2 separate regions of the Homo sapiens genome follow, and region 1 is linked to region 2. The links are chromatin loops, found by intact Hi-C in ENCODE. Cell type or tissue: B cell. All regions are shown on one strand.

Region 1 (5,000 bases), 76 kb before region 2:
TAAGTTAGATAATGTGTTTTAAAATATAAAGCTACATCCAAAGAAATGCCAATATGTGACATTAGTATGAAATTTACTACAGTTCCATTTAACATTCCAACTGGTTGCTGTGTGGAATATGGCATAATTGTAATAAATTATTTAGGAAAGCAAGCAAAGATGTAAGTTTTTTTAATTTAGGGGGAAAAAATGGGAGCCTTGCTCTCCAAATCCTTAAAACATGCTATTAAGCAACCTTTCTGAATATTCTGTGGTGCCAAGTAGAAAGTTTAACTGAAATTAATAAGCCAATGGAAAGAAAGAAATATTAATAACTGCTGGTGGAAAGACTAGCTAGATGTCAGTGTGGAAAGATTAGATCCACTTTACATGTGATATTCCAAATGAATTAAAATGTTAAGTATAAAAAGAAAAATACTACAAGTCTCACACCAATAGTGGTATAAAGGAACTTCATGGCAATTGGCAAGGTAGATCAACTAAGAGAAAAAGTTTTAAATGTGTAGTAAATAGGAAAAAGACAAAACAAGATGGAATTTAAAAGAAGCTATTTGCATTACACATGGATGCACTCAGTTTTTGTAAAACTATATGCATATCCATAAGGGTTTGTACTCTTAGGCAAATTTATAAAGCGATCGTGTATAAATGATATAAAAAATCAATTTGAATGGTATTCAAATTTCCTAATATTAAAAATGCAACTTTGACTTAGTTCATGCTATTGTATTAGCAAAACTGTTTTAATTGCATGTGTCCTTATAGCAGCAGCATTGTGTATTAGTAGCCTTTTAAGAGAACTGTGTAGAAGACTATAAAAAGGGCTTTATAACTGATCTTTTGACATACTCACTTTGAGTGGCATATGCCCAGGAAAATATTTAAAAGAAAGAAAAGCTATTTGTACAAAGTTTTCTAGCAGTTCCACTCAGATAACTTTAAGGGGGAAAAAAGCCCAACGATTGGAAATGGTTAAGTAAATTTTGGTGTATTGCTAGTGCTATCACAGAATGTTATATAGCCATTCAATAATATTGATATATGTCAAATTGTATGCAAAAAAGTGAGATTCAAAAATGTTAATAAGAACATAAATTGTGTTTACTGATACATGTGAAAATTTAGGTCTACATTGAAAAGAATCAGAAGATAACATGTAATTCAGTTTAACATTAGGGGTTCTTTATTTTTCTTCTGTTAAATATTGATGTATGCAATAAAAAATAAAAGATTAATTGGTAAAGTGGTTTACTGAACTGGTGAGAAAATTACTGATTTCTTAGAAGTTTCTAAAATTCTATTTTAAATTAAAATATACATTTCTAGGTGTTAAAGTCAAAAAAGATCATCTTCAGATATGTGTGGCAGAAAGTTTTACAAATCTTGGTGGGGAGGAATTCTTGGTCAAGATGGACTTCATAATTTATTTTTTCTTAGTTGATCACCATTAAGGAATAGTAATAGAAATATTAGTAATACATTCTAGGACATCAGCATGAAGACGTCATATACTAATTAAAGTATGCCCCTAAATGCAAACATGTCACTTGGGAATCTTAAAAACCGTGGAGATGAAAGTTGGATTCATAGATGTGACCGAACCTGGTTTGCAGAGAGACCTGTGCGAAGGCCAGATCTTGGGGGACTGAGGATGCGACAGACCCTTTCTTCCAGTCAGCGTGAGAGATCCAAATCAAGGTGATTTAATTTAATAAGCATCCATTGAACACCTACTGTGGGTTATGAATTGGCATTATTCTGGGAAATTAGAGATACAAAAATAAGTGCTCTGTACCTGACAAACATTCTGTTGGAATGTTTTCCTTAAGGTAAGGTACCTTTTACCTTAATGAGCATTTAAAACATTTTTTACCCGTCTCACTCCCCACTGTAACTAGCACTTCCTGTTTCCTGGCAAAAGAAAAAACAAAACAGAAGTCTCTGCCTTGTGCACGGCATCCCTTTTAAAAGGTGCCAAAACTCACTACACAGTTGAAAACAGGTGGCTTAAAGGTTAAAAGCCGAATCGTTTAACACTCTCCGAAGTCTATTTCGGATGACATTCAGTGAGTTAAGTTTTTCACATTAATCAGAAACTTTTTCTTTTGCCTGGGGAAGGAGCCAAGAGGAGCTCTAGGGGATTGGGTCTAGAAGCCCAGGACATCAAGGGCTTAGGGAGAGGAAGTATAAAGAAATTCGATCATAAAGTTTCAATACCAAGAAATTCTGATTAAGATTAATTTTATTTGCCTTCATCTTGATGGATCAAGTGAAAGTCATGCTCCTGTTGCGTAAAGGTGGCTGCTTCCTCTGAAAATTTTCAGATTTTTATTTTAGTATTTTTACCTTCATTATAAAGAGGTATTTGTAGTGTAGTTCATTTCCTTTTAACCAGCAACCAAATGTATTCACATTTCAACAGCAGGGGGCACAGTACTTCCAGCTTTCTGTAAGGCACGAACAGTACAAAAGCTGAGTGATTCACCTGAAAGAATTTGGCTATAACAAAAATATATGACAACAGTTCTGCTCCAGCACTTGTAGGAATACTTTTCTCTTGACAACTACATTTTCTTATGTGATCCTCAGGACAACTGTGTAAGGTAAGAAAGGGCAGGTATTTATACCAGTTTCTTTGTAGATAAAACCTGGAGGAGTTAAGTGACTTGCCTGGACTCTCCTACTTTGTATTGAGACCCATTAATGAGAAATGAAATGCTACTGTTTCGCTTTGCTTGCATCTCAAGAGTGATTTATTACATGTAAGAATATGTAACACATAAAGCACTATTTAAAAAGTGGTGGCTTCTGGAACTTTAGATTGGCTTTTCAACAAATAGCGAAATAATCCTATAAATTACAGTTTTTATAATTATAATAAAATGGGCCAACTCCGATTGAAAGAGAAGGGAGTTAAGTTCACTCCTGAAATCAGAAAAACGATCTCTTTATTCTGATATGTCGAGCTTAAAATCTTTATATATAATACCTTCATTGGTCCCTGCTGATGTCCTATGATTCTTGGCATTTGCTTGTTGCTAAATATATATTTAATTCTAATACACTCTGGACAACTATTTAATATTAAGGCATACACATCAGAGGAATGACTGGATTCAGAGGTGCAGGGTTGACAAAGTGTAGCAGGAAGATGAATACCTGATTATAATTCAGTCAGAATGAGATACATATTTAGGCATTTTATAGTTTAATCCTTGAGGATACTAGTACAGTGTGTTTTATGCCATTTCTTTTTATTATACATCATATAATTAAAGCCCTTGAGTTCTCTATTGCTGCTCATTTGAGACTCTTACTTGTTCCGTATTCATCTCTGACATAAAAGTAAATATTACCCAGTATGGGGAAACTTTATTTTTTATCATTACTATAAGTTAATTTTACTATATTTGTAAGTTAAGTTTACAGTTAAAGCTTGTGTAACCATTGCAGTATTTTACCAGCTTTAAAGGAAAAATTTGGGGGAATGTATGGCTGAGGAGGTGCTTGGAGTCTTGTTTTTAGGCAATTAATAATACAGTTAATTTCCTAAAATGATTTAAGTGAAGTATTATGGAGAAATGAGCTGTACATTGTTCTGTTCTCATTTTATAAATACATAACATTGGTAATGACCCCTGCTGTTGAAACATAAGTACCAACCAGATAGAAAAGTAAAAAGCAAAAGATGAGAATTGCACTGGAAATAGTTTGTCAGGAGATTGTAATCTCCTTTCAAACAAAGACTATGTGTATGGTACCTCTGCATTCCCTGGAATTGCTTACATTTCACAGGTACCCCCCCGCAACGATTTGCTAATTGAAAGACCAGCTAGCAGTTTCCAGTGGCTCTTTTCTTCCATGTCATCCTCTTGCCTTCACACTGTTCTAGGTTCCAACCTGAGGAACAGAGGACCACTAGGACCCATCTCTGGTAAAATATATCGCAATCATAGTCCTGGCTTCTTGTATTATTAGTACAGATCATTAGTTTTAGGGTAAGCCTATATGAGTCAATAAAGCTACTTAAAAATAGTACACATTTAGATATAAGAGGTTCCATCTAAATAATTTTGCTAATTTTCTCCCATTAAGGCAGTGATTTTTAAACCAGAGTGTTTGGCCTTTTATTGGCAAAGTCTGGAGACATTCTGGTTTTCACATCTGGGAATCAGATGCTACTGTCATTCAGTGGGTAGAGGGCTGGGGTGTTGTTCAACATTCTGCAATGCAGGTCAGCTCCCTCATAACAAAGAATTATCCAGCCCCAAATATCGATAAGCGCCAAGTTGAGAAAAACTGCACTAGAGCAAGTGTTGAATATTCATAAGGAGTCTGCTTTCTTCCTCAGGTTTTCTGACCCCTATCAGTGCTTCTTCAACAGGGTCATTGTTGATAGGAACTGCTGTCTTTGCTGCTCCCATATAGATCCCCCAGTTCCCCGCTACCTTCCCTCGCCAATCTTCACAGTGGCTTCCTTCTGGTGGTTTATTATAACACAGATTCCAAAACAAAAGTTTTGAATATGAGAGAATATTTTTCATCCTGCCCCAGTTTGGTATAGGTTTGAAATTTGCAATTTTTGGTATTTTTAAAATAATTTTATCCAGAAATACCGTTCCTCTGCAAAGCAATTATATTAATAGAAATGAGAGGTAATCTTTCTATGCATGGCAACTACCTCAAAATCAATGTAAAAACATTTTAGCATACTGTTTTTGGAAGGGGTGCTATTCACTTGACAGACTATTGGCAAATTAATCAAATTACACATATATAACAATAGTATGGCTTCGGAGAAGCCTATTCAAGACTAAATAAACCATCCATAATTGTACACACATTTGCACTCACTGGTGGTTCACCAAGCAATGAGATAGGCAGCAGCTTGGCATTTTATAGATGGGTGTTAACTATAGAAAATACTTAATTGCAATGGAATGAGTCAGTATGCTTAATGCAGATAAGAACTTTAACTAGACACTGCCAAGTGAAGCATA
Region 2 (5,000 bases):
CAAGCTGATCACTTGAGGTCAGGAGTTTAAGACCAGCCTGGCCAACATGGCGAAACCCCGTCTCTACTAAAAATACAAAAACAAGCCGGGTCTGGTGGCGCGTGCCTGTAGTCACAGGAAGCTGAGGCAGGACTGCTTGAACCCGAGAGGCCTAAGTTGCAGTGAGCCGAGATCACATTACTGCACTTCAGCCTGGATGACAGAGTGAGTGAGACTCTGTCTAGAAAGAAAGAAGGGAGGAAGGAAGGAAGGAAGGAAGGAAGGAAGGAAGGAAGGAAGGAAGGAAGGAAGGAAAGAAAAGTATTATGTAATAAAAAATATGTAATAATAAATCTGGCCTGGATTTTATTAATCTTTATACCAATGAACCCATAAAATCTAATTTTTAATATTTATCCTTTTTCTAGAAAAGGAGCCCATGGAGGCCAAAGTGCCCACCTGGGGCCCATTAAAGTCATAATGCAAGCTGGTAATTCAGGGTGAATCTATTCTTTAAAACTTTAAAGCATATAATTTTCCAAATTATGGGACATAACAAATATTTTTAACACATATACACTAATTTATAAATCTTCACCTCATCCAAAAGTAGAAGTATACATTGGCAGCTAAATCTATACTTGGTGTAAAAATAACTTGGTCAGTGGCAATGACTGAAGAGGAAATTCTGGTCTTTGTATAATTTAAAATGAACAGAAACATCTTCATTCTCTGCCTCAAAGCTAGGTTATTAATAGACTGTATTTCAACAGAAATCAAACTTGCTATTTAAATTATGTTAGGAAACATTCAAATTATAAAGCTTTTTTAATTTTTAATTTTTTAAAAAATTTTTGAGACAGGGTCTTGCTGTTCCCCAGGCTGGAGTGTAGTGGTGTGATCATGGCTCACTGCAGCCTCAACCTCCCGGGCTCAAGCGATCTTCCCACCTTAAGTCTCCCAAGTTGCTGGGAGTACAGGCCCATGCCACCATGCCCGGCTAATTTTTAAATTTTTTTATAGAAACAGGGTCTTGCCATGTTGCCCAGGCTGGTTTTGAACTCCTGGGCTCAAGCAATCCACCTACCTTGGCCTCCCAAAGTTCTGGGATTACAGGTGTCAGCCACTGTGCTTGGCCCAAATTATGAAGATTAATTTACATGGGGAAAATATTTTCTTTCCACATCAGTCATCTGGGAACTGATAGACTTGTCATCCCTGCAGGAACACCAGAATGTCCCTTTCTAGTCTACTCCATATCTTTGGACAGTATTATATCATAACCAAATATTTGAGTCGTTCCCATCAAGTCTTACTTCTCCAATATTTAATTCTACAAGATTGATCTGATGAAGAATAAATAAGAATAAACAAGTCAAGCGCTATAAAGTGGCCTCTGTAACCAAAAAGATAATAGTAAAACCTAAAAAAGGTTAGATATATCCTTTGGAGATCTGTAAGACATTAGTTGTAGTACTGACTACCTCAGACATATTAGAAAAAAAGTTTATTTTATCTATTCTCAATACCTTCAAATGAGAATGTTTTCTACTAAGGGGGAGCCATTTCTCTATTTTGAGCATAAGAGGTTAGGTTAGGATTAAGAACTGAGGAGCTCTGACCTGCTCTGTATATTAGAGAATATTTTGACAGTTTCCAGGGCAATTTGGGGAGAAGATGGGAGGACCCAGCAAGACAAGAAGAATCTGGACATCACATTGGAGAAAGTTCAAAAGAAAAAACAGCTGAAGGAGGGAGGCCAGGGAAGGGAGTCAGAAAGGATTTTGGAGGTCAAAATTTGCAGATTAGAGATTTCTAAATTATCGCCCGTGCCATCCACAACGAGGTCTCTTCATGACCCGTAGGTCTTCAGCAGACCCATGCATCTTTTGAGTGAGTGTTGTCTGTGGGAATTGGTGGAGGAGATATATTTCAAATCCGGACCACCATGGTACACGGCCAATACCAGGTGAGAGGGAGTGGGGTACCAAGAGGCAAAGGAGGCCAAGAGAAGGTGGGCTCCCGGGGATGTGAAGAAATCCCGGAGTCATGGGAATGGCTTTGTGCTCCCACAGGCTGTGGAACTGACCAGGTAAAGCAATTTTATGCAGTTCTTAAAGGGCAAGGAGGCCGCCATATTTGACTGAGATATAAAAGTGACGATAAAGAAAAACTGAAGTATGTGGGGCCCCTATAAATTTTGCATAAACTGAGTTCTTAAGAATTGAGAAGTAGCAGGAATGATGCGGGAGGGGCCGTTTCCTCCTTGTAATGCATTGAAGGCCGCAAAAAGGGAACTCACACCAACGCTTTCACTCTCTTGGGGAATGTATGCACGCTCTTTCTCTCTCTCTCTCTCTCTCTCTCACACACACTCACACTCACACACACACAGACAAGGTGGTGGGGTGATGGTGTCATCTCCAAGTCCCTCTCCTCATTTAGCTTTTCTGATATTTGAACCGTATCTTATCTATGGATACATTACTGGTTCAGTCTCTGAAGCGGGGGCGGCTATGATGACTTGGCCTTCCTCAGGACATTCCTTGTTAATACAAGTGAACAGTGAGACGATTACGTTGATTTCACTCTCAACTCAGTGAAAGAAGTAAACACCCGGAAGCTCGTTAGAAACGTAGAACCTCCGCCTCCACCCCAGTCCTAATGAATCAGACTGCATTTTAACAGGATCCCGGGTGAGTATGAGAAGCACAGGTCTAGTTTCAATGAGAGCTCTGCTGAGGGTCAGAGACTTAGAAGAATATGAATTCTCACTCAGACGCTGCACTTCATAAAAGGAGGCATGGCTGGATAAAAATAAAGGAAGTTGGAGTTTTTCTGTTGTCGATGGATGTTTGGTGCATTCATTCTCTCTCAAGAAACAGAATCAGAAGGTCTAATTAGATAAAATACAAATACATATTTCCCCCTGTTCTGTGTGTTACTGTGTGAAAGATAGGGAAAGCACAGAGCAGGATAATGAGTCTCCTTTCATAAACTCTCCATCTTCATCTGGCCTCTGTTCTTTTAGAAATCATGTAGTACTCAAAGCATTTCTGGATCATTCCATACATTCTATTATAAGCCCAATTTTGAGCAAGAGGGTGAGTTAGGGAAGGGCAACAACATCATGAAACCTTCTAGATTGTTCTTGTACATTATGCTTGACGACAAATAAGATAGTCATCTTCTCTACCTAATTGAAAAGGAGAAAAGAAGGAAAGGCTGTCCCAGGTAGCAGGGCAGCGCAAAGGCAAGAAATGACACAATAAGAGCAGTAACAGCTAATTCTTCCTGAATGTTTATTCTGGGCTGGGGCTTGTTTTGAGCATCTCCTCTGAATAAACTTGCCAACTAGTATCTGTATTCCTGGGGTCTAGACTGAGCCAAGCAATGTCAGAGATAGGGCTGGAGAGAGAGGGGCCATCAAACAAGAGGCAAGTTCCAGACTTTGACTTCCTTATAATCAATGCACAATGATCTCCGGGGTAAACCTACCTGAGACTTTGTCCCATAGGGAATTGCAGACTTTTTTCCTGAAAGAGAGTGGATCATTCTTGCTCTCATGGGAATACCTTGGGATACAATCTGAAATGAAACCAGAAATATTGACTTCAATGACAGTAACATGGCATTATGCAAGAAAGATAGAAGTTGATTTTTAAATGTAATTTCATATATTCTCCAAGAAATTTTAAAAATTGTGAAAGACCATAGAAGCCCAACGTGGTAGAAACTCCTTCAATGAAAATGGTGATCCTGAAGCTTTTAGTTTGTTTTTTTAATCTTAGATCTTAGAACCGGCTTAAAATTTATCTGATCTAAATCGAATATCACAGATTGAGGGAAGTGATTTGTTGTTACAGAGGTTAAGTGATTTTCTCATCATGACAAAAAGGGAGATTATGAGGAGTAAAACCCAGGGTTCCTAACATTCAATGCAAAGTGTTTTCTTACACATGACTGCTGCTATCTGGGAGAAAATAATAGGAATGCAAATAGCACTCATATTTGCTAGTACTGTCAGCTCAAAGACACATTGTCACTGAAAGTAGTATCAAGAAAAATACATCTATCATGTCTGTTTATATTACCAAGCTAACATAGACAGTGAAAAGTTCTACAACATTAAGCTCACATGATGAAAATCTACTACAGGCCCACCATTCTTTATCCAAACCCATGGGGCCTGATGGTTTCAGAATTCAGAATTTTTCAATTTTAGAAAGTAGTGTAGTACACATATGCTGGATATCACATAAACCCGCCCCATAATCAAACACAAAATTTCTGTAGCAAAACATATTTATGCTAAATGAGATTTTTAAAAGACTACAAAGAGTCTCATGTCAAGTCAGATTTTGCTACTCAATGAGTGATGAGAAGCTTTCTATTTTCAGAGTCTTTTTGGAGTATAGAATTGTAGATAAGATATTACGGGCCTGTGCAATTGAAAAAAAAAAGGAATCTGGCTCCTTTTATCCTGGATGCCATCTTGACTCTCACTTTCTACAGGCAGTGACGCACCATCCTGTTGAGAACCCAATATCAGAAGCAATCATCCGGTTGCAGGGTCCTCCTCGGGTGCCTCGAGTGTCCAATGTTCACCCTCTTGCCAAATTTCGAATTTTAAAAGCTTTAGTAGAATGAGTTTTCATGCAGAGATTCTTGGTATTAAATGGTACTTTTTAAGCCAGGATGAAATCAAACCATGCAATTGTTGAAAAATACCAGGTATTATCTTCTGTAAGAAAGATACATTAAGTACCTGATCTTCCAGGCCAACAGCTTTCAAGGCTTGTCGTCCTCTATGAGAAAGGGCTAAGTTAATGCTTCTTCCACGTGTGAAGGTAGCCACTCGAGTATCTGAGACATTGGAAGCAGACTCCATGTTACGCACACTTTATATCCTAGCTCAGGATGAGCAAAATTACTGCATCTGAACAACTGGTTCATTCGGAACCACATTAAAGAACTTCTTAACTCTTCTAAAGAAAATGCTAATAGCAGTAACTTTATAT

The links. A loop is a pair of places that touch in the nucleus more often than their neighbours do. Peaks named below come from ENCODE experiments on the same cell type or tissue, not always from the same donor. Only the 100,000 strongest peaks of a DNase experiment are listed, where the experiment ranks them.
Region 1: it touches region 2 in a loop (4-fold over the local background); 3 of 110 quality-filtered maps call a loop at or near these places.

Annotation. Positions count from the first base shown.
Region 1 is chr1:241,625,107-241,630,106 of GRCh38, reverse strand. The region is part of intron 1 of OPN3 (opsin 3); the gene reads left to right. CHML (CHM like Rab escort protein) reads left to right here. Exons shown (of 2, transcript NM_001381853.1): 2 at 1-1,256. Among named protein-coding and RNA genes, the nearest start is that of CHML, 13 kb to the left of the region's middle. In B cell, CTCF peaks have their summits at 2,206 and 2,406 (motif pointing right); DNase peaks (open chromatin) are centred at 2,036 and 2,426; H3K4me3 peaks cover 615 bases; H3K27ac peaks cover 2,165 bases.
Region 2 is chr1:241,549,522-241,554,521 of GRCh38, reverse strand. It overlaps KMO (kynurenine 3-monooxygenase), which reads right to left. Exons shown (of 15, transcript NM_003679.5): 3 at 4,748-4,845; 4 at 3,478-3,567. Among named protein-coding and RNA genes, the nearest start is that of KMO, 20 kb to the right of the region's middle. In B cell, no CTCF peak of the experiment used is centred here; a DNase peak (open chromatin) is centred at 2,321; H3K4me3 peaks cover 2,021 bases; H3K27ac peaks cover 4,034 bases.